Regions from separate parts of the Homo sapiens genome. Here region 1 is linked to region 2. A link is a loop called in an ENCODE intact Hi-C map of the cell type or tissue named here. Cell type or tissue: spleen. All regions are shown on one strand. Each heading gives the region's core, and the rest is flanking DNA. Links, peaks and the distances in the headings are about the cores only. Region 1 has its middle 7.3 kb from the start of LINC02983. Region 2 overlaps TNRC18 (trinucleotide repeat containing 18).

What was found. Peaks named below come from ENCODE experiments on the same cell type or tissue, not always from the same donor. Only the 100,000 strongest peaks of a DNase experiment are listed, where the experiment ranks them.
Region 1: it touches region 2 in a loop (2.2-fold over the local background); 17 of 110 quality-filtered maps call a loop at or near these places.

Annotation. Positions count from the first base shown.
Region 1 is chr7:5,430,086-5,442,427 of GRCh38, forward strand. No RefSeq gene overlaps it. Among named protein-coding and RNA genes, the nearest start is that of LINC02983, 7.3 kb to the left of the region's middle. In spleen, for the core only: no CTCF peak of the experiment used is centred there; no DNase peak of the experiment used is centred there; H3K4me3 peaks cover 100 bases; H3K27ac peaks cover 94 bases; H3K27me3 peaks cover 2,166 bases.
Region 2 is chr7:5,379,159-5,391,500 of GRCh38, forward strand. It overlaps TNRC18 (trinucleotide repeat containing 18), which reads right to left. Exons shown (of 30, transcript NM_001080495.3): 4 at 11,327-11,470; 5 at 8,514-10,178. Among named protein-coding and RNA genes, the nearest start is that of TNRC18-AS1, 34 kb to the right of the region's middle. RefSeq lists enhancers at 2,667-3,231, 3,232-3,795. In spleen, for the core only: no CTCF peak of the experiment used is centred there; no DNase peak of the experiment used is centred there; H3K4me3 peaks cover 434 bases; H3K27ac peaks cover 1,036 bases.

The DNA.
Region 1 (12,342 bases), core at 292-8,291, 49 kb after region 2:
GCTTGGCAGCACGTGTGTTTGGGGAGAGGCGCTGCACCTAGGTGGGGAGTGGGTGCCCCGGGAGAGGACTGTCCCTTCTCTTAGAGGTTCCTTCCCCCACCCCCTCCCTGCCGGCTCCCAGCTTTGTTTAGGCCTCTGAACCCCTCCGGGGCAGGCCTGTGCACGCCGAGTTCTGCAGCAAATTCCACGGCCAGCCTGTCCCTCAGAGGCACCTCAGCACGCCCCACCTCTCCCAGCCCCACCTCCCCAGCACACGCCACGCGTCCCAAATCCAGGCTGTCCCACCCCCTTCCCAGGCAGAGCCTTCCCAGTTTGCTCTTTTCCCATCTGAACTCCTTATGGTGTGCTCTGAGCCCTGCTTCAGGCAGGCTTTGACGACCGTATGGTTTGGGTACCGGCATACCCATTTAACAGATGAAAAAGTTGAGGTGCAGAAAGGAGATGTGACAAGCCCACGCAGCCAGGAAGTAGCAGGCACCCTGAACTAAACCAGGCAGCTTGCTGGGGACCCCACTGTGGAGGCCCTTTGCCTCTGGGAGCCCCCAGCCTGGCTGAGACTCGCTTAGAGAAGGTAGAGGCAAAGGCCACTCCCATGACACAGGACACAACCTGCCACCCTTGTACTGTGCGTTATAACCATCAGTCCTCCCTGCCACTCGGTAAGGGCTGTCTCCTTCCCTGACCTGGCATGAGGAAGGAGGGGGGCAGTGAAGGTCAGAGGACTAGTAGGAGAGCCTGGTTTGGCCTGGGGCAGGGTGGGGTGCTGAGGTCAAGGTAACCCAGGGGTCACTTTGGAGATCAGGAGAGCCGTGGCTGGAAAGCAGGAGCTCCTGTGTGATTCCACAGAACCTAGCGCAGACTCAGGTTCAGGACAAACCTGGAGAATCCATATCCCCTCTCCCTTGGGATCATCTTTTTTTTTTTTTTTTTTTGGAGAGACGGGGGTCTCACTATGTTACCCAGGCTGGTCTTGAACTCCTGGCCTCAAGCAATCCTCCCACCTCAGCCTCCCAAAGTGCTGGGATTACAGGCCCAAACCACCAAGCTTGGCCTCCCTTGGGGTCTCTTCTTTTTTTCTTTTTGAGACAGGGACTCGTTCTGTCGCCCAGGCTGGAGCACAGCGGCACACCCGCAGCTCGCTGCAGCCTCAGCCTCTCGGGCTCAAAAAATCCTTCTGCCTCAGCCTCCCAAGTAGCTGGGACTGCAGATGCATGCCACCACGCCAGGCTAGCTTTTTTTTTTTTTTTTTAATGTTTTATAGAGATTGGTGGGGGGAGGGCGGGTCTCGTGATGTGCAGGCTGGTCTTGAACTTCTGGCTTCAAGCAGTCCTCCCTCCTCGGCCTCTCAAAGTGCTGGGAGCCACTCACAGGTGTGAGCCACCACGCCCAGCAGAGCTTCGTTTCCCAATCTAGAAGTCTGTCATACAAAAAGGCATCCCGGTTTTCTCTCTCTCTCTCTCTCTCACACACAGACACACACACACACACACACACAGAGTCACCTCCCCCCACCTTTTTTTCCTTTTTATCCTTCTTTGGCATTTTCTTTCAAGCAGAAAATAAAAACATTTCCCATGGCTACAGCTTTGAAAGCTTCCCTCTCCTATCAGCCTCCATCCCACGCCCACCCCAATGTCAATCCATTTCTAGAGCCAGCGTCAAGTCAAAAACAAACCCACAAAGATCAAGCCTGACAGGCCCCCTCCCGGCTGCCCTCCACTCTCTCTTCATGTATTGGTCTGCCTTCACCCCAGAGAGGAGCACGAGGTAGGAATCCTATCATACACACACACACACACACACACAGAGGCACACACACATACAGGCACACACACAGATGCACACACACATACAGGCACACACACATACAGGCACACACACACAGGCACACACACAGGCACTCACACACACACAGGCACTCACACACCAGCTTCTATGGCCATGGAGACTCTCTAAAGAACCTTCTAAGCCAGGCGCAGTGGCTCACACCTGTAATCCCAGCATTTTGGGAGGCCGAGGCGGGCGGATCACCTGAGGTCGGGAGTTTGAGACCAGCCTGGCCAACATGATGAAACCCACGTCTCTACTAAAAATACAAGAATTAGCTGGGCTTGGTGGCGGGTGCCTGTAGTCCCAGCTACTCAGGAGGCTGAGGCAGGAGAATTGCTTGAACTCGAGAGGCGGAGGCTGCAGTGAGGCAAGATCATGCCATTGCACTACAGCCTGGGCAACAGAGCGAGACTCCATTCCAAAAAAACAAAACAAGAATCTTCTAGAGCTGCTCCTGCCAGAAAGACCTGTTCACTTGGTTCCATCTGCTGGAGGGGTCCGGTTGTCCCCCACCTGCCCCTGCCCCTGCCTTCCTCACCTGGCCCCATTCCCGCAGATCCTCCTCTGTTGTAGATTGAAGAAAGTCCCCCCCAAATTCATGTATTTGATTCCTAACCCCCAATACCTTAAAATGTGACCTTATTTGGAGTGACGGTCATTGCAGATGTAATTAAGATCAGGTCACACTGGAGTCCGGTGGGCCCTAATTCCTTATGATGTCCTTATAAAAAGAGGACATTTGGGCTGGGTGCAGTGGCCCATGCCTGTAATCCCGGCATTTTGGGAGGCTGAGGCAGGAGGATTGCTTAAGCCCAGGAGTTCGAGACCAGCCTGGGTAAGACCCTGCCTCTACAGATTTTTTTTTTCAATTAGCCAGGCATGGTGGCACATGCCTGTAGTCCCAGCGACTTAGGAGGCTGAGGTGGGAAGATGGCTTGAGCCCAGGAGGTCGAGGCTGCAGTGAGCTGTGATCATGCCACAGCACTTCAGCCTGGGCAGTAGAGCAAGATCCTATCACCAATAAAAGGAGGTGTTTGGAATCAAACAGCTATGGAGGGAAGACAAAGTAGAAAGATGTAGAGGGGGGTGGACACACCAGAGAGGCCTGGGACAGACCCCTCAAGCCCTGCCAACACCTGCCACCTTGGACTAGAGGCTTGATCTTGGACTTCAAGCCTCTAGAATGGTAAGAGAATAAATTTCTGTTGTTTAAACCACCAGTTAGTGACACCTCACTATAGCAGCTTAAAGAGACTCAGACACCATCCCAAATCTAAGAGCCTACAAGGGTCAAGTGGGAACCATTGACCCTTGTAGCTCCTGGCAGTTCCAGCCAGCTATCTCCAGGGTGCCAGATCTGCTGTTGTTCCTGGGAAGCTGGCGTATCAGTCAGAATAGGCCAGGTTATGCTGCAGTGACAAACATCCCCTACATCTCAATGGCTTGATGGAACACAGAAAAACGTATTCTCCTCTTCACATTGTCAACACAGCCTGGGCACTGCTCCCAGGCTGCTGACCTCCTTGTGGTGTCTGGCCAGCCTGAGCCAGTTAGAGTTCATGAGTTGTCCACCTCCATGTGAGGTCACCATGGGGCATGCACAGACTCCCATGTCCCTGGTGCTCACACCCCACACGATCACACTTAGCTGAGGGGTGCTGGAGAGGAGAGTCTTGCTGTGCCCGGGAAGCGGAGAAAAAACAGGTATTGGTGAGTTTAGACAATGTTGGCCACACTTGCAAAGCCACATCTCCTGAGCTGCTAACTTTGGCACTTCTTTTAAAATTGTGGTAAAATACACATCACATTTACCCATCTTAATGGTCCCCCCGATCCTTTTTTTTTTTTTTTTTTTTTTGAGACAGAGTCTCACTCTTGTCGCCCAGGCTGGAGTGCAGTGGCACTATCTCGGCTCACTGCGAGCTCCGCCTCCCAGGTTCCCGCCATTCTCCTGCCTCAGCCTCCCGAGTAGCTGGGACTACAGGCGCCCGCCACCATGCCCGGCTAATTTTTTTGTATTTTTAGTAGAGACGGGGTTTCACCGTGTTAGCCAGGATGGTCTCGATCTCCTGACCTCATGATCCGCCTGCCTTGGCCTCCCAAAGTGCTGGGATTACAGACATGAGCCACCACGCTCGGCCCCCGCCCCCTTTTTTTTAGATGGAGTCTTTGGTGGTGAAATCTCGGCTCACTGCAACCTCTGCCTCCCAGGTTCAAGTGATTCTCCTGCCTCAGCCTCCCAAGTAGCTGGGATTACAGGCACCCGCCACCATGCCCGGCTAATTTTTTGTATTTTCAGTAGAGATGGGATTTCGCTATGTTGGCCAGGCTGGTCTCAAACTCCTGACCTCAGGTGATCCACCCACCTCGGCCTCCCAAAGTGCTGGGGTTGCAGGTGTGCGCCACCGCGCCCGGCCACCACCTTAACCCTTTTTAAGTGCACAGGTCAGTGGTTCAAGCACATTCGCCTTGTTGTGCAGCCATCACCAGCATCCATCTCCAGAGCTGTTTTCTGTCTTCCCAAACTGAAACCCTGTCCCCTTTAAACACTCCCGATTCCCCTCTCCCAGCCCCTGGCTATTGTACTTTCTGTCTCTATGAATTTAATTACCCTAGGAACCCCGTATGAGTGGAATCATACAATATCTGTCCTTTAGTCTGGCTTATTCACTCAGCATAATGTCCTCAGGGTTTGTCCATATCACAGCGGCTGGCAGAATTTCCTTCCTCTTCGGGGCTGAATAATATTCTGATATTCCCAACATGCTTGTCACCTCTACAAGCCTGTGAGGCTGTGTGAGCTTCCCAGGGTCCCCAGAATAAAAACTGGGTGGTTTACACAACTGAAACTTAATTGCCTTACAGTTCTGGAGACTGGAGTTCGAGATCAAGGAGTGGGAAGGGCTGGTTCCTCCTGAGGCCTCTCTCCTTAGCTTGTAGATGCCGTCTTCTCCCTACGTCCTCACATGGTCGTCCCTCTGTGCGTGTCTGTGTCCTAATCTCCTCTTCTTATAAGGACATCAGGCATATTGGATTAGGGCCCAACCTAATAACTTCATTTTAATTTAATCGTCTCTTTTAAAGACCGTATTTCCAAATACAGTCACACTCAGAGGAATTAGGGGTTAGGACTTCAACATATGAATTTGCGAGGGACATAATTCAGCCTATATCAGAGGCTCTTCATTTTATTGTTTTATTTTACTTTTTGAGACAGGGTCTCACTTGTCACCCAGGCTGGGGTGCAGTGGTACAATCACAGCTCACTGCAGCCCCAATCTCCTGGGCTCAAGCGATCCTCCCTCCTCAGCCTCCTGGGTAGCTGGGACTACAGGCGTGTGCCACCACACCCAGCTAATTTTTTATTTTTTGGAGAGACAGGGTCTTACTAAGTTGCCCAGGCTGGTCTCAAACTCCTGGCCTCAAGCGATCTTCCTGCCTTGGCCTTCAAAAGTGCTGTGATGACAGGCGTGTCCCTCACTTTATTCTATCACTCTCTCCCCCATGCCTGGCCCATCAGACCTCAGTGAATGTCCATTCAATGAATGAATGAAGTGATGTCATCTCGGTAGGGTTTTCAAGGATGAATAGGAGTTTGCTAGGCAGAGAAGGCACAGAGGGCATTCCAGGCTTAAAGAACAGCCTAGGCCAAGGCCTGGAAGCCTCCCAGCGGGGCTCTCTGTCTCACAGGTCACATGCCAGACCTGGGGCAGGGAAGAGAGCTGTGGCCCCTCTCAGTCCGCAGAGGCCAGCCAACCTGCTCCCCATGAGCTGGAGCCCAGCCAACCTCCACAAGGACCAGGACCCCAGTGCCTCTGCTCACAGGAGCTGGCTCAGATGATTTTCGCTATGTCTTTTACCCTTCACGCCTGGGTGGCTTGAGCGTATTTATTTAACTTTCATTGTATTGGTGTTTTTGTTGAAAGTGCAGGAATTATTCATAGCCGGTTTCGGTTCTCTTCTGGCAATGACCGCATCTTCCTATGCAAGGTACAAATTACCTGTCAGGCCAGTTCACCATCAGTCAGGGGCTGTGACCCAGCCCCAAGCCACCGAGGCTCAGCTGCTCTGGAAGATGGGTCTGGCTGGAGGTGGTGGGGCCTGAATAGGTCTTTGTCCCCCAAGTTGCCAAGGATAGGGAACATGGATGGGAAACAAGGGGATTGGCCCAGGAACAAATCCTCCCTCTGCGATCCTGCTCAGTCTACCTGGCCACTCAGTACTCAGTCTTCTCATCTGTAAAATGGGCATTGGAGTGAGTGTCTGGCATGGCGGGCCATCCACATTGTCACCCACTGGTGTCACCCACTGCCTGGGTGAGCCTGGGCACATGGGTGCCCTCTGTCACCTCCAAGGAAAGGAGACAGAGATACTCATAGAGAAGAGAAACTGAAAACAGAAGGGACACAGAAGGGCTTAGAGGACACGTCCTCAGCTAATCTGGCCCCCTGGGTTGTGGTGGCATGAGAACACAGCCCTAAAAAGTTCCTCCTATTGAAAGATGGGGTCATCTGGGCACAGTGGTTCATGCCTGTAATCCCAGCGCTTTGCCAGGCCAAGGCAGAGGGATCCTTTCAGCCCAGGAATTTGAGATCAGCCTGGGCAACATAGCAAGATCCCATCTATACAAAAAAAAAATTAGCCAGGTATGGTGGTGCACTCCTGTAGTCCTAGCTACTCAGGAGGCTCTCTTGTGCCCAGAGTTCGAGGCTGCAGTGAGCCATGATCATGCCACTGCACTCCAGCCTAGGTGACAGAGCAAGACATTATCTTTAAAAAAAAAGAAAAAGAAAAAGGTGTGGTCAGCTGGGCACAGTGGTTCACACCTGTAAACCCAGCATTCTTTGAGGCCAAGGTAGGAGGATAGCTTGAGGCTAGAAGTTTGAGACCAGCCAGGACAACATAGCAAGACCTTGTCTCCACAAAAACAAACAAAAAGAATCAGCTGGGTGTGGCAGCTCACACCTGTAGTCCAGCTACTCGGGAGGCTAAGGCAGGAGGACCACTTGAGCCCAAGCATTGGAGGCTGCAGCAAGCTATGATTGCACCACTATACTCTGGCCTGGGCAACAGAGTGAGACTCTCTAAAAAATAAAAAAAATAGCTAGAACACAGGGTTTGGCAGAAAAGGATATCTAAGGCTATGCTTCATAAAACTCCAACAGGTGCAGGCCAGGCGTGGTGGCTCACGCCTGTAATCCCAGCACTTTGGGAGGCTGAGGCAGGTGGATCACCTGAGGTCAGGAATTCGAGACCAGCTTGACCAACATGGTGAAACCCTGTCTCTACTAAAAATACAAAAATTAGCTAGGCCTGGTGGCATGTGCCTGTAGTCCCAGCTACTCGGGAGGTTGAGACAGGAGAATTGCTTGAACCCAGGAGTTGGAGGTTGCAGTGCAGTGAGCCAAGATCATGCCACTGCACTGCAGCCTGGGCCACAGAGTGAGACTGTCAAAAAACAAAAAAAACTCCAACAGGTGCAGAACCCGGTTTCACACATTTTCCAGACCTGCCCATGTGGGGACCACAGCAATGAGACACTGATCAATGTTTAACAAGTTCTCAGGTGGCTTCAGCCTGAGGTGGGGTGGGGGATAAGGAGAGAACCTGATGTGTAGCCTCTGCCAATGTCTGTGGTGTAAATTCTCCCAGCTTCAAGCTACCAACGTGATGTCACTGAACTCAGACTTGGGAAGAGATGTGTAGTCGCTCACTTATGTAGCATTTCCACCACAGATAACTGTAGCATCCGGCGGTGCTGGCTTTCACTGCATGAGTAACCCCCAGGAGAAAACCACCCAGCTGAGCCCATCCTGACTTTCTGACCTGCAAAATTGTGAGCAAAATAAGGGGATGGTTCTAGACTGCTACATTTTGTAGCAATTTGAAGCACAGCACTAGTCACTAGTGGGGCCACTGAGTCCAGTGTGGGATGATGCTTAAAAGGGTGGAGGGGCCGAACCAGGCCAGAGCACCTTTCACCTACGCCTGACTGGGAGAATCCATGCCAGTCTGACGTGCTCCAGCCCTGCTAACATCGTGAGAAAAAGCCAGTGACAAGGCTGACAGCCCTCTGGAAGGGTCTCTCATGGGCCTCAGTGGCCACTGCTCCTGGGACAGAAAGCCCCCACAGGGCTTTAGCAGGAGCCAGGGGGATTTGTGGGCAAGTTGCCCACCTCCGTGCCATGCTGACTCCTGCCACACTAAATACCCGCCCAGCCCCACACCGCCTCAGACACAGGGTGAAGAGGCCAGGACAGGGCTGGCCAGGGGCCCTGGTTTAAAATAGCAGCACCAGTCCTTTGTTTTGTCTGCAATGCAGCTCTGCCGGTCTAGCTCCTGCTTTGATGTTGGTATTTAAGCCTCTTCTGGGAACCTGAACCTTCCCCAAGCACATCAGAAACCCACACTCGGGCACATACATACATGCATGCACACACTTGCATGCTCACCTGCTCCCCTGAGAAGCCAGAGGAGGTAGCCTCAGGCTCCAGAGCTGTCCCCCACCTCTGCCCAGGTCCCCCTCCAGATCTGTGTTAGTGTCCTGTGGCTGCCGTAACAAACCTGCACTCACTGGGGGCTTCAAACAACAGAAACTGGCTGGACACGGTGGCTTACAACTGCAGTCCCAGCTACTCAGGAGGCTGAGGCAGGAGGATGTCTTGAGCCCGGGAGGTCAAGGCTGCAGTGAGCTGTGATCACGCTACTGTACTCCAGCCTGGGTGACAGGAAGACCCTATCTCAAAAAAAAGAAAAAAAAATCAGAAATTTACTGTCTCCTGGAAGTCAGAATTCTGAGATCAGGGTGTTGGCAGGGCCGTGGCCTTCCAAGTCTCTGGGTGGACTCTCTCCTTGTCTCTTCCCGGCTTCTCGTGGTGCCAGTCATCCTTAGCATTCCTCTGTTGTTTTTCTTCTTTTTTAAAAATAAAGGCCAGGGCCAGTGGCTCACACCTGGAATCCCAGCACTTTGGGAGGCCGAGGCGGGCGGATCACTTGAGGACAGGAGTTCGAGACCAGCCTGGCCAACACGGCAAAACCCTGTCTCTACCAAAGTGAGCTATATTTGCACTACTATACTCCAGCCTGGGTGACAGAGCAAGACCCTATCCCAAAAAATAAAAATAACAGCTATGATTGCAGTGGTGCAATCACAGCTCACTGCAGCCTCAACTTCCCAGGCTCAAGCCATCCTCCCACCTCAGTCTCTCAAGTATCTGGGACTGCAGGCACCCATGACCACGCCCAGCTAATTTTTTTTTTTATTTTTTTTTTGTAGAGATGGGGGTCTCACTATGTTCGTCTCAAACTCCAGGCTTCAAGCAATCCTCCCACCTCAGCCTCCCAAAGTGCTGGGGTTACAGGCGTGAGCCATCATGCCTGGCCTCTTGAGACCTTGTCTCTAGGAGAAAAAAAAAAAAAAAACCCCACACACACAAAAAACAACTCCATCTGGCAGAGTAAGAGGGTGAGAGGCCAGGAATGGGATGTGGCCACCTCTGACCCCCAGAGCCCCAGCCCTTAGTGTCTTGGGGGGACAAGGCATGTCTGGTACAAGGGGCAACAGCCAGCAGGGACTGGGGTGGGCACTGCTGGTTCCGCTCTCATCCCTCTGATAGTGCCCTGGGCCCTGTACCCACACCCCAGGTTGCAGAGAACCCCCCCTGCCCCGCCCCCGCCTGGCTGCCGGGAAGTCTAGCTGGGCCAGGCGGGTTCTGCCGGGAACTGCCCTCCCTGAGCTGAGGCCCCCCTGCCCCTCTCCCCGCCATGGATCCAGCAGGTGTTTGCCTGTCTGACCCCTGTGCTGGGAGCATGGCTTCCCCTGCTTGGGAAGTCTTCACTGTCTCCAGCCCCTCAGCCCTTCCTGGGGCTCCTGGGGTCCACTTCCTCAGCTGTCTTCCTCCCCCCAGACTGAGACCCCTTTGGGGTAGGACCTGGGTGCTGGGTGAGCTGGGCTGGCGCAGAGCTGGGAACGGGCAGGCCTTCACTGACCCACTTATGACCCCACGGTCATCAGAGCCATCGGGGCCCTAGGGCTCAAGGGCAGGGCTGGGGCCCTGGAATTCCCACAGGTGCAGGGGATGATGGCTCGGGGGTGGGGAACAGAGGGGCCCAAGGAGTCAACAGCACCTGAAGGGCCAGAGTGAGGACGTGACAGGCGTCCAGCAGCGCGCCCCACCCATGGCCCTGGACTTAGCCTCAAACCAGAAAGGAGTGTGGGCTGTGGGTGCATGGTCCTGAGAAGGTGGCACCGTCATGCTTGCTTCACGAGAAGCCCCGCTCACCCACCTGTGCGGGCACTGCCATCCCCACCCTGCATGGGTTCCACCCCTGACTGGCACACAGTGGGTGCTATGCCCAGTAGGTGCACCCCAACATGGTGGCAGAAGTGGCATTGGGCTTAAAGGCTAAGATCTGATCGGGAGAGAACCCCATTCACCTCTCAAAACCCTAGACACCACCCCAGTCACAGGAACAGATAGGGAGGTGTCGGAGGGAGGCTGGGCTGCCCTCTACGACAAAAGAACGTCCTGGCAATAAGAACTGCTCAGTAGTGGCACATGGGGCAGCCCAACGTCCAGCAACAGAGGGATGGATCAGTTGTGGTTTATTTTTTTTTTGAGATGGAGTCTCTCTGTCACCCAAGCCGGAGTGTAGTGGCTCGATCTCGGCTCACTGCAACCTCCACCTCCCGGGTTCAAGCAATTCTCCTGCCTCAGCCTCCCAAGTAGCTGGGATTACAGGTGTGTACCACCACACCCAGCTAATTTTTGTATTTTTAGTAGAGACGGGATTTCACCATGTTGGCCAAGCTGGTCTCAAACTCCTGACCTCAGGTGATCCACCTGCCTTGGCCTCTCAAAGTGCTGGGATTACAGGTGTGAGCCACCGCGCCCGGCCCAGTTGTGGTATTTTCATACTTGGGAATATGATTCAGCCTTAAAAAGGAGCAAAGTCCTGATCTGTGCTATGCCATGGGTGTACCTCGAAAACATTCCAGCCAGACACAGAAGGTCACCTATAAAATGATCCCATTTATATGAAATGTCCAGAATGGGCAAATAACAGAAGCTGACTGGGGGTTGCGAGGGGCCTGTGGGAGTGAGTGTTTAACAGATACGGGGTTCCTTTGGGGGCAATGGAAACGTCTTAGAACTAGATAGAGGTGGTGCGTGCACAGCACTGTGAATGTGCTACCTGCCACTGATTTGTTCGCTTTGAAATGGGGAATTTTATTTTTTGAGGTCTTGCTCTGTCACCCAGGCTGGAGTGCGGTAGTGGTGTGATCTTGGCTCACTGCAACCTCAAACTCCTGGGCTCAAGAGATCCTCCCACCTCAGCCTCCCGCGTAGCTGGGACTACAGGCGTGCACCACCATGCCTGGCTAATTTTGTGTATTTTTTTATAGAGACAGGGTTTTGCCATGTTACCCAAGCTGGTCTCAAAACTCCTGGGCTCAAGCGATTTTCCCTCCTTGGCCTCCCAAAGTGCTTGGATTACAGGCCTGAGCCACCTCACCAGCCTGTGAATTTTATGTCATGGGAATTTTACATCAATTACGAAAAAAAAAAAGGCGCAGCCCTCAGCAGTGGTGAGCCCTCACTGTTGGGAACAGGAAACCAAGGCCTGGCCGCTGGAAATGGGGCTAAGAGGGTCTCAGAGGCCTTCCTCGTACACACCTGCCCTATCTTCCAGACCCTCCCAGAGTGGGTGGTGGTCCCCACAGCTCCATAGCGGCCCCTCTTTCCCCCAGGGTTGCTACCAACACTGGCCGACCCTCCACCAGGTCTCCCTACCCCAGCCCAGCCTCTCCTTCCTCTGCCACCCCCCTCCCTGCCCCCACAGCCAAAGCTTGGGCAGCACTGGTCCCCGGCACATCCCACGTCCCGGCCTCCTGGAACTCCCTTCCTGCCATTGCCTCTTCCTGGAAAACCCTTCCCGTCGCCCACCCTGACTTCTCTTGTCATCCCGAAAGGCCCAGCATGAGGGACACCTCCCCAGAGAAGCCCTCCCTGGGTTGGGCAGGTAAGACCCTCTCCCGCGGGCTCTGGGCAGCTGTGCTCTGCTGTGTGATCTGTCAGGCAGCAGCTGTCATAGGCGACTGCCTGCAAGTGGCCTGGGGCCAACATCTGCCTAAGGGTTTCCCATCCCAGCTCAGCCCCCAGCTTGCAGTGTGACCCAGAGTGGACCCCCAGCTCCTCTGAACCCCATTTCCTCCCCACAGACAGAGCGCCTCCCAGCCTGCCAGGGAAATTTGGGAAGACAGGAAAACATGTTCAGCACAGGGTCTGGCTTGGAAAACAGCAGCCACCATGACTCGGCTGATGCTAAAGGCTTGCTTCCTTTTTTTTCTTTCTTTTCTTCCTTTTTATTATTACTATTTTTAGAGACAGGGTCTCCCTCTGTCACCCAGGCTGGAGTATAGTGGTGCAATCATAGCTCACTGCAGCCTCAACCTCCCGGGCTCAAGCCATCCTCCTGTCTCATCCTCCTGAGTAGCTGGGACTACAGGCA
Region 2 (12,342 bases), core at 2,500-10,499:
TGCACTCCAGCCTGGACAACAGACAGAATAAGACTCCGTCAAAAAAAAAAACAAAAAAACAAAAAACACACACACACAAAAATTAGGCGGGCATGGTGGCATGCACCGGTAGTCCCAGGTACTCGTGAGGCTGAGGTGGGAGGATCTCTTGCGCCGGGGAGGTCGAGGCTGCAGTGACTCCCTATTATGATTGCACTATTGCACTCCAGCCTGGGTGACAGAGCGAGACCCAGACTCTAAAGAAAAAAAAAAAAAATCAAGATAGAAAAGTAAACCCAAAGAACATTATCCACTTGGGTGGAGGGGGTGGCCTTGGCCCCCTGAGTGGGAGATGCTACCGGGCTCACCCATCCCTGTCCCTCCCTATAGCCAGCCCCTGAGTCCCAGGCCTGGCACATGGATGGTCACCAGAGGAGAGGGGACAGGGAGCGGCGGAGTGGCAGGAGCCCCGTCTGGCCCTCCTGGTACCTCCTTGTCCCTGCCACCCTGCCCTGGCCCCTCTTTGAGTGTTCAACACCATGAGCCAGAGATGGGACACACCGGACAGGTGAAGGCCCGGGAATGGGAGGAAGCTGAGCCCCACGGCAGAGGCTACCAGGTGTGCAGCTCGAAAACCTGCCCGTCGGCTCCCAGGTGCCATTCGCACAGGCGGAGGCACGGCTGATACTCCCCTTGGGGCCGGCCTTCCCAGGGCTTCCGGGAAGAGGGGTGGGCTGGGAGCTAGGTCCTCCTACGCAGCGCTACTGTGGGCAGACCCCGGCCATCAGCCACCCCCAAGGGCCCAGTCCAGCACCGCCAGCTGCAATGTCAGGGGATCAGCCGCCAGCACAGAGAAACTATCCTTCTGCTGGAGACAAGGTCCCCACCCAGCTGTCCTAACTGGGGTCTACAGCGGCCCCACAGCCATGACCCTAATGGGTGAGGAAACTTGGAATCAAGCTTCTCCTCTCATCTCTCCCTTCCCACACCCCCAAATACCAGGAGCTCCTAATAAGCAGCACCCCAGGCCCGACAGAATGGCTCACGCCTGTAATCCCAGCACTCTGGGAGGCCGAGGTGGGAGGATCACTGGAGCCCAGGAGTTTGAGACCAATCTGGGCAACACAGTGAGTCCCCATCTCTACAAAAACATAAAAAATTAGCCAGGCATGGTGTCATGCCCCTGTGGTCCCAGCTACTTAGGAGGCTGAGGCAGGAGGATGGCTTGAGCCCAGGAGGTGGAGACTGCAGTGAGCTGTGATTACACCACCATACTCCAGCCTAGGCCACAGAGCATCTCCCTTTCCCTGCAGGAAGGTGGGAACCCACCAGTCCCAGAAGCAGAAGAGAGGAACCCAGAGAGGGGCACAGCCATGCCGGCCCAGACGCCTGCAGGACCGAGTGTACGGAGGGACAGCCGGGCAGCCCGGCACGGGGAGAAGCGTGTTGACGAGGGCGCCTGGACACGGGCCTCCAGGGCTACCTGGACCTCCAACATCAACGTAGCTCCTGTATCAAAGCAGAAGCTGAGCCCACCATGCACCCCTCAGTCAGGACTGCAAGGGGCCCTGCCTGTGGACCTCACGGGGAAACTGAGGCCCAGAAGGGCAGTGACAGGTCTCAGGCAGGACTGGGGCAACGGAGGGCCACTCCAGAGTCCCACAGCTGTGCTGAGAAATCGAGTCATGAGATCAAGCTTCCTTCTCCCAGGGGAGACAGCCGTCCCAGCTTACAGAATCCCAGAGGCTCAGCCACCTGAGGGGGCCACCCTCACGCCCCCTGGGTCCTCCTGGAGTCTGGGACAAGCTTTGAGCACAGGGCTCTCCCCGTGCCCCCAGAAGAGGCAGGCACTTAGAGTGCAGCCTGGGCTGCCCCAAGCCCTCTGTCCCCCCGACTGTCCCGGCTGTCACTGTGAATGGTCTCAGGGGCTTCCCATCCCAAGCGCCACCTGCCACAGAAGCCAGTCTGCTGGCCAGCCCCATATCAGAGCACCTGCCACCCTCAGGGCCTCAAGGGCCACAGCCCCAGGTTGCTCCCTGCAAATGTGGTTGGCCTCTGAAGAGAGATAGTGAGCCCTCTGTCCCCCACCCCTGCGCTTGGCCGGGCCCCTCCTCTACCCTCCTCACTCTGTGGCCCTCCATCCGCTCTAATCCTGGTCCTATCTGTCACCCCACAGGCCCAAGTGGGGACCTGGCCGGCCTCTCGAGGATGCCCCACCCTCTCTGCACATGTCACACTTGTCCCCTTCCCCACCTCTGGGCCACACACACACCATTCCCACCACCTGGACCTCCACCATCAGAGCTCAGCTTCAAGTGCCACTTCCTCCAGGAAGCCCTCCCTGACCACCTCTGCTCCATCACGTTCTCTTGACTATACACAGCTATTCTGCTTATTGATCATTCACTGTCTGTGTCCTCGAGGCTGCAGTGAGCCATGACTGCACCACTGAACTCCAACCTGGGCAACGGAGTGAGACCCTGTTTCCAAAAAAAAAGAAAAAGAAAGGAAAGAAGGAAAGACTGAAAGAAAGAAAAGTAAACTCAGGTCGGGTGCAGTGACTCACGCCTGTAATCCCAGCACTTTGGGAGGCCAAGGTGGGCAGACCACCCAAGGTCAGGAGTTCAAGACCAGCCTGGCTAACATGGTGAAACCTCGGCTCTACTAAAAATACAAAAATTAGCTGGGCACGGTGGCAGGTGCCTGTAATCCCAGCAACTCAGGAAGCTGAGGCAGGAGAATCACTTGAACCCGGGAGGCGGAGGTTGCAGTGAGCCAAGATCACAGCACTGCACTCCAGCCTGGGCGACAGAGTGAGACTCCATCTCATAAATAAATTAATTAATTAAATAATAAAAATAAAAAATAAAATAAAGTGGATAAATAAACAAAGGCTGTCCCTGTGCCCAGCAGGGCCCCAGGCCACTTTGCAAACATGAACTCATTCAATCACCATCAACCCAGGAGGCAGATCCCAGCCCTCATCCCTATCTTCCAGATGAGGAAACTGAGGCACAGGGAGATAAAGAAACATGCCCAAGTCACAAGACTAACATGGAGGCGTCATGGCTGTGATCAGCGTCCAAGTCGGCCCTGCTGACCACCAACATACACGGCCCCACACAGGGAGTGCCACAGGGCCCTCTCCAGCCACGTCACTGCCGCCCCCTCTCTGCAGGCCGCCCAGAGGCCCAGCCCCAGCCCAGGGCCCATGGTGGGGTGAGGGTGTCCTGCAGCAAAAGCCCCCGAGTCTGCAGCGCTAACGACTCCACTCACAGGTCACACGCCCCACATCGCAGCCATTAGGAACCCAAGGCTCACGCAGAGGCCCCGTTCCCATGGCAACCCCTTCCTGGCCTCTCTCTGAGCAGTTCCAGATAGGGTTGCTCTCCAGGGGTCCGGGGAAGCGGATCGGGGGGGAGTGACTGGATAGAGGCCCCAGCAGGCTTGTCACCAACACCATGGCGTACACCCGGCTCTGCACCCCCAGCCGCCCCCTGTGAAGCTGGAGGTGGGGACATCCCCACAGCCCCTCCCTCCCAGACCTGGCCCCACCCTAGAGGTGATGGGCCAGTGAAGAGGTAGGAAAGACAAAACTCAGCTCAGGGCTCCCCGCTCAGCCTTGCCTCATCCCTGCAGGCCTGTCTCCCCATCTGAATGGGGAGAGTAACAGCCCCTCCTCTGCACAGGTCCACGCCCTCACAGGAGACCTCATGGAGCTGTCTGTTCATACGGGCTGCTGGCTCAACGGCAACGATTGCTTTCTATTTTTGGGGTGGGGGCAGGATCTTACTCTGCCACCCAGGTTGGGGCTCAGTGGTGCGATCTCACTGCAGCCTCGACCTGCTGGGGTCAGGTGATCCTTCCCTGCTTCAGCCTCCCAGTAGCTGGGACTATAGATGCCACACCACTATGCTCGGATGATTTATTTTTATTTTTATTTTTGTAGAGTCGGGGTTTCACTATGTTGCCTAGGCTAGTCTCCCAACTCCTGAGCTCAAGCGATCTGCCCACCTTGGCCTCCCAAAGAGCTGGGATTACAGGCATGAGCCGCCGCATCTGGCAAGGATGCCCCTTATCGTTCTTAGCTTCTTGGGCATGGGGGCTCTGACTGCGTGGGGCTCACAAATGTAGGTAATGCCTGTCCTTCATCCATCTCAAGGTCCAAGGCCCCCTGAGGCCAGACCTAGATCCTATGTGAGAACAGGAAGACCCAGGGCTCCCCTGCACAGGCAGGTGCATTCTAAGACCCTAATGCCTGAATATGAGCAGATGAGAGAGAGGCGTTTATAACGCACCCACTATGTGCCCGTCAGCCCACCCAGCATCAAGCAGATGAGCCGCCCCCAGAGGCCAGAGGGCTCGAGGCTCTTGTTCAAGGTTACGTAGCTACAAAGGGCAGAGCTTGGACTTAAACCCATTGACAAAGGCAGAGGGCTCGCTCCAAAAAGCAAGAGACTGGGGCGAGAACCCAGGAGACCAGTGTGACAACCCGACTGTCCTCAGCTGGGGGAACTGCCCAGACACAGGCGTCCCAGGGCGTCTCTCTCCTCCCTCCTTTCAAAGTGGCTCAGCACTCAGGCTGGACTGCCCAGAGAGAAATGACCACTTCTTATGGGATTTTTTTTTTTAAGGAGAGAAAGAATCCAGCCCCCTACTTTTTTGTTCTTTTAGAGACCGGGTCTCACTCTGTTGCCCAGACTGGAGCGCAGTGGTGCAATCATAGTTCAATGCAGCCTTGACCTCCTGGGCTCAAACTATCCTCCCACTTTAGCCTCCTAAGTAGCTGGGACTACAGGCACACCAGCATACCCGGGTGATTTTTTTTTTTTTTTTTTTTTTTTTGAGATAGAGTTTCGCTCTGTTGCCCAGGCTGGAGTGCAATGGCACGATCTCAGCTCACTGCAACCTCCTCCTCCTAGGTTCAAGCCATTCTCCTGCCTCAGCCTCTCAAGTAGCTGGGATTACAGGTATGTGCCACCACACTTGGCTAATATTGTATTTTTAGTTAGTAGAGACGGGGTTTTACCACATTAACCAGTCTGATCTCAAACTCCTGACCTCGGGTGATCCACCCGCCTCGGTCTCCCAAAGTGCTGGGATTACAGGCGTGAGCCACCACGCCCAACCTATTTTTATTTTTTGTAGAGACAAGGTCTTGCTAGGTCGCCCAGGCTGGCCTCAACCTCCTAAGCTCAAGTGATCCTCCTACGTTGGCCTTCCGAAGTGCTGGGATTACAGGCCTGAGCCACCATACCCAGCCCCCAACCAGTCACCTACTTTTCAAACATCAGCACCAACAGAGAAGAGCAGCTTCAGATAAATCCCCAAACATCTCATCCCAAACCTCTGGCACACCCTCCCTCCCTCCCTCACATTCGCATGTCCCCCTCCCCCACACAAACACACGCACAGCCTCTTGGGCACAGACAGGTACTCTGGGATCTCAGATGGACTCCAGTGACCGTGAGCCCCCAACAAAGGTGCCACCCCATGTGACGGGAGGATCCTTCCAGAGAAAGGCTCAAAGAGATCTCCTGCCTCCCAGGGGGGCCCACAGCCCCAAACCTCTGAGCAGGAGACCTTTTTCCATCACCAAGCTGGCCACCTCCAATCCAAGCGCTGTTGGCCCCTCCCTCCTTCTGTCCCAGAATAAGGCAGGTTCTCATGCAAAGCCCCAGGGTCAGAGTGTAGCGGGGCTTCCCTGGCTCCAGGAGCTCCACACAGAGCAGTGTGTTCATTCAGTCAGTCAACAAACACTCACTGAGCATCGCTCACCATGAGCCAGCCCTGCTGGATGAAGAGAATTCCAAGACAAGCCTGACAGAGCCCCACCTCCCAACTCAAAATCCAAAGACTTCAGGGCCGTCCCCGGAAGGCAGGAGCATCTGGAGCTCGGCCAGAGACAGGCCCGGTCCAAGGTGGCTCCACCGGGAGGTGAAGGCACAGAGGATGGGGAGACATGGCTGTGCAGGAAGTGGGAAGGGCACTGCAGGCGGGAGGTCCAGCACCAGATACCCAGGACCGGCTGGGGCAGGCATCAGGGTGGTGGGAAAGTGACACAGCTGGCTGGGCGCGGTGGCTCACGCCTGTAATCCCAGGACTTCAGGAGGCCAAGGTGGGCAGATCACTTGAGGTCAGGAGATCGAGACCATCCTGGCTAACAAGGTGAAACCCCGTCTCTACTAAAAATACAAAAAATTAGCCGGGCGCGGTGGCGGGCGCCTGTAGTCCCAGCTACTGGGGAGGCTGAGGCAGGAGAATGGCGTGAACCCGGGAAGCGGAGCTTGCAGTGAGCCGAGATTGCGCCACTGCAGTCCGCAGTCCGGCCTGGGCGACAGAGCGAGACTCCGTCTCAAAAAAAAAAAAAAAAAAAAAAAGAAAAAAAAATACAAAATTAGCCGGGCATGGTGGCGGGTGCCTGTGACCCCAGCTCCTCAGGAGGCTGAGGCCGGAGAATCACTTGAACCCAGGAGGCGGAGGTTGCAGTGAGCCAAGATCATACCACTGCACTCCAGCGTGGTGACAGAGCGAGACTCCATCCAAAAAAAAAAAGCCAAGCATGGTGGCTCACACCTATAATCCCAGAGCTTTGGGAGGCTGAGGCAGGTGGATCAACTGCGGCCAGGAGTTTGAGACCAGCCTGGCCAACACAGTGAAACCTTGTCTCTACTAAAGAAAAACAAATACAAAAAAATAGCTGGGCATGGTGGCGTGCACCTATAATCCCAGCTACTCAGAAGACTGAGGCATGAGAATCACTTGAACCCAGGAGGCGGAGGTTGCAGTGAGCCAAGATCATGCCATTGCACTCCAGCCTGGGCAACAGAGCAAAAGTCTGTCTCAAAAAAAAAAAAAAAAAAAAAAAAACAGATGCGGTGGCTCATGCCTGTAATCCCAGCACTTTGGGAGGCCGAGGCGGGTGGATCACTTGAGGTCAGGAGTTTGAGACGAGCCTGGCCAATATGGTGAAACCCTGTCTCTACTAAAAGATACAAAAGTTAGCCAGGCGTGATGGCACGCACCTGTAGTCCCAGCTACTCGGGAGGCTGAGGCAGGAGAATCGCTTGAACCCAGGAGGCAGAGGTTGCAGTGAGCAGAGACTGTGCCACTGCACTCCAGCCTGGGTGACAGAGCGAGACTCCATCTCAAAAAACAACAAAAAAAAAGTGACACAGGTAGGAGATTCAGTACTTTCGGAGGCCAAGGCAGGCGGATCATCTGAGGTCAGAAGTTTGAGACCAGCCTGGCCAACATGGCAAAACCCCATCTCTACTAAAAATACAAAAATTAGCCAGGCATGGTGATGCATACCTGTAATGCCAGCTACTGGGGAGACTGAGGCACAATCGCTTGAACCCAGGAGGCAGAGGTCGCAGTGAGCCAAGATGGCACCACTGTACTCCAGTCTGGGCAACAATGCAAGACTCTGTCTCCAAAAAAAAAAAAAGAAAAAGAAAAAATTAGTCGGGCGTGGTGGCGCATACCTGCGGTCCCAGCTACTTGGGAGGCTAAGGTTGGAGGATCGCTTGAGCCCAGGAGGTCAAGGCTACGGTAAGCTATGATCACACCACTGCACTCCACCCTGGGTAACAGAGCAAGACTCTATCTCTAAAACAAAATAATAATTTATAAACTAAAAATAAATAAAACAGGCTGGGGGCAGTGACTCACGCCTGTAATGCCCAGCACTTTGGAAGGCTGAGATGGGCGGATCACCTGAGGTCAGGAGTTCGAGACCAGCCTGACCAACTTGGAGAAACCCTGTCTCTACTAAAAACACAAAATTAGCCAAGCATGGTGGCACATGTCTGTAATCCCAGCTACTCTGGAGGCTGAGCCAGGAGAATCACTTGAACTTGGGAGGCGGAGGTTGCGGTGAGCTGAGATCGTGCCATTGGACTCCAGCCTGGGCAACAAGAGTGAAACTCCGTTTCAAAAATAAATAAATAAATAAAACAATTCTAAAGAATCCAAAATATAACAGATACTCATAAACCACTTACAGGCACGTAAACTCTCTACCTACCTAAAAAGTCACTCAAGTACTGAGTATCAAGACCGTGAGGATGTTGGAACCCCAGTTTCTGTCTGTTCCTCACTCATTCACTCATCCATCAAACACCTACTACGTGCCAGAGCCCAGGCTGGCTAGGTACCGGGGACACTGGAATCGGTAAGGCACAGTTAGGTCCCTCGATGACTTCAAATTGAAGGTTTGATATTTGTCTATTCCCAAGACCATCTGTTCTCAGGAAATGACTGAAAGTATCACGAAGGTGCGATGCACACAAAGACTGAAAGCAACGTTCCGAACACAAAACATCGGAGAAGGAACAAACGAAAATGCCCATCAAGGGAGTGGAAAACTGAACCATGGTACATGCTCGCAACAGAACATTCAAGACCATTTTAAAAAATGATACTTATAAAGACTTAGCAATAGCAAAGGGAAAGGGCCCACACTGTAATGTACGGGAAACGGCAGAGAGACCCAAGATCCTACCCGCACCTGGGCTCTGCCCAGGACCTACCTTTGACGTTACTCAGCGACAGAGAGCGCTCCTGGTCTACCAGCCCAGGCCCCAGCCGGCCACTGCCGCCACTGTCCTTCTGCCGGGCCACAGCCACTGCAATGCCCACAGGCGGGTGTCGCACTTCTGCCTCACCCTGGGCACCAGAGCCCTCGCGCCCGAAAGCTTTGGCGCTCTCGGGCCTCTCGGGGTCCCGCTTCAGCTGCCGGCCGCCGCCCGCTGCAGGGCCTCCGGAGTGTGGGAGACGGGCCTGGGCTCGGGAGGCACCCGCAGAGGTGGGCGCAGGCTCGGGTTTCATGGTGCCCAAACCTCCAAAGGGGCTCTTCTTGCCACAGCCACCAGGGCGCACGGCCACGGCGTCCCGGGCAAAGCTGCCACTGTACTTTATAAGGCTCTGCATGGCCGAGGCCTCTCCAGACCCGTGGGCCGCAGAGTGCATGTCAGCGACCGGCCGGCCGCAGGTGGCCGCCGAGCGGGGCAGCACAGCCCCAGGGTCCAGGTAGGCCTTCTTGGAGGAGGAGGCAGCGACCACGGCGGCCTCCTCTTCGGCGCGGCTGTGGTGGTGCTGCGCGGCCAGCACGGCCATCTGCGTGGCGGCGAAGTTGCCCAGCTCGAAGGGTTTCCATTTATGCTCAGGGCCGGTGGGCGGGGGGCGCCCGGGCTCCAGGCCGAAGAGCTTGGCGGCCTGTTGGGCTGCAGGACCGGCTGGGCCGCGGGGCGCACGCTCGCAGGGCCTCGGGTCCGCCTCGGGCTTGAGCAGCTCCTTGGCAGGCACGTAGGCGCGGGGGTCCGGGGAGGCGCGTGTGGCCCGCACCGTGGGGGCATCCGCGGGGGGCGGCCGCTTGAGCGAGCGGATGACCGAGTTCTTCTCGCGCAGGCCCTCGGGCCGGTCCAGAGGCCGCGGGGAGCCGGGGGGCGCCTGCAGGACCCCTGGCCTGCCAGCCTCGCGCTCGCGGGCCCGGGCATCGCGCGCCTGGGATGCGATCTGGATGGGCCCCGGGCGCTCGTCGAAGGCCTCCACGGAAGGCACGAAGGTGGGCGCCACCACGCGGTGCTCACGGCCCTGCTCGCGGAAGACGGTGTAGACGCCGGCGGGGGTGGCCGCGGGGGGTGCAGGAGGCCCCTTGGGGGGCGCGGGCGGCGGGGGCAGCGGTGAGGGGCAGGGGCGCGGCCCAGGGAGCAGGGTCTCCGTGCGCCGCAGCAGCCGCGCGCCCTCGTCCTGCCGGGCAGCCTCCTTGGCACCCCCGCGCCCCGCTTCGGCCACCAGCGCGGGCAGCCCCACGTCCCCGGCGCCGCCGTTGCACATGGTCAGTACCGACGGCTGCAGCGCCGCATTCTTGGTCTTGGACTCAGCCAGGAAGGGCGACAGGCGCTCAGCCAGGCGCGGGGGCCCCCGGTCCTGGCGGCCCTCGGCGCGCGCCTCCTGGGTCAGGTCCACCACGCCCCGTGGCCCCGAGGCCTCCTCGCCCCGGGCGCGCGGGTCCTTCTTGCCGAAAAGCGGAGGCGGCTCCCCGCCGCGGCCCGCCCGCTCCTTGGCTGGACCGTCCCGCGACGACGAGCCTTTGGCCGGGGCGCCCGAGGAGTGGCCGCCGCCAGGGGTCCGGGCCGAGGGCGCGTGAGAGTGCAGGGAGCCCGGAGCCCCCGCGGTGGGCAGGTAGAAACCGTCTGCGGAGAAGGGAACAGCAGGCAGTGAGCGAGCGCCACCTCCCCTCCCACCCCTGCCTGGGCGGAGGCGGACCCCTGAGAGGGGGATGGACCAACCCATGCCTCCCCCAGTGTTTTGGTTTTGGTTTTTTTTTTCAGAAAGAGTCTCGCTCTCCTCACCCAGGCTGGAGTACAGTGGCGCAACCTTGGCTCACTGCAACCTCCACCTCCTGGGTTCAAGCGATTCTCCTGCCTCAGCCTCTCCGGTAGCTGGGATTACAGGCGCACCCCACCACGCACGGCTAATTATTGTATTTTTAATACAGGTGGGGTTTCACCATGTTCGTCAGGCTGGTCTTGAACTCTTGACCTCAGGTGATCCACCCGTCTCGGCCACCCAAAGTGCTGGGATTACAGGCTTGAGCCGCACTCGACCCAGTGTTTTTTCTTGGAAATTAAACGGTTTCGGTGCAGGGAGCCCCGAGGTTTCACACCAAGGCAAGGCACCCCCCAGGGCAAGAAGAAATGGGCGTCCCAGCCCTAGAGAGCGCAGGCTCTGGAAATACCTACAACCAAGTTTAAATCTACCCTTCCCAAGCCTCAGTTTCCTCATCTGTAAAAGGAGAGACCAGGGTTTGTTTTCAAAGTTGCCCGGAAGGCCTAGCAGGGCCCCTAAGAGGACAGTGTGACCAGAAGGCACCCAGGGCTGTGGGTGGGCCCAAGGAGCCTGTGGGGGGTCTTAGGGACTCAGGTCTCAAAAAAGCATCTTAGGCCACAATGGCTCACATCTGTAATCCCAGCACTTTGGAAAGCCGAGGTAGGAGGATTGCTTGAGGCCAGGAGTTTGAAACCATCCTGGGCAACACAGCAAGACTCCACCTCTACAGAAAAGTTAAAAAGTCAGCTGGCTGTGGTGGGGTGTGTCTGCAGTCCCAGCTACTTGGGGGGCTGAGTCAGGTGCATCATTTGGGAGTTTGAGGCTGCAGTGACCTATGATCGCACCACTGCACTCCAGCCTGGGCAACATAGTGAGACCCTGTCTCAAAAAAAAAAAAAAAAAAAAAGCCAGCATCCTGGACAGAGCTGGGGGCTACCTGGATGCTGCCAAAGGCCCCAGAAGCCTCTCAGAAGGCCCCTGTGCCACCCCCAACCCCGGACTCCAGTCTTACCTCCTCCTGGCCCCTGACCTTTCTGGGTATCGAAAATGCTGGGCTGACCCAGCTGGCTGAGGAGGGGGCTCCCACTGCTGGGGGGCTCCAGGTGGTTCAGGTGGAGGTAGGATGGGTACAGCCCACTGGGCAGGTGGGAGAAGCCTGTAACAGAAAAGAGAAAAGCTGGGCTGGGCCAATTCGTGCTGCTCACCAGGAGCTTCCTTCCAGCTCCTGGAAATAAACTATTTTGGCAGCCGACCGCTGGTACAGGGCGCCTTGAGGTTTAACAGCAGCTCCTCAGGGCAATGCATTCTCCTGCTCCCCAACCCTGGGTCTCTCTCCAGGCCCAGGCAGCCCTCACGGGGGACTGGGGTCTCCAGTCCCCCCCAGAAAGAGGATCAGAATGGATCCAACTAGCGGGGCCCGATAACAGCCTACCAAACATGACCAAGAGCTTTGCCACTGTCATCCTCATTTAAACCTCAAAAACAACCTATAAGGAAGAGACTTAATGTCCTCACTTTAAAGACGAGAAAACTCAGAGCAGGCCACTTGCCCAAGACGATACAGCAGAGCTGCCTGGCTTTGGATCGAGACCATCGAACCCTGCAGCCAGGACTCTTAACCTCAGCCTAACACAGGCCCTTTCTCTGCTGTGTGACCCCAAGCTGGTCACCTGCCTTCTCTGAACCTCAGCGGACCCAGCATCTTCAGCTGCTGGGTCTCCCAGGCAGGAGCTGCCAGGAAGGAATTCCTCCCACCAAGGATCCTCCCCGCCTCCCCAAAGGCCACCCCCTCACCAGCAATGCCCAGCACCAGCATCAGGACGTGCTGACTTCAACTATTCAGATTTTTTTTTTTTTGAGACAGAGTCTTACTCTGTGGCCCAGGCTGGAGTGCAGTGGCAGGATCTCGGTTCACTGCAACCTCCACCTCCTTAGTTCAAGAGATCCTCCTGCCACAGCCTCCTGAGGAGCTGGGATTACAGGCGCCTGCTACCACACCCGGCTAATTTTGTATTTTTAGTAGAGATG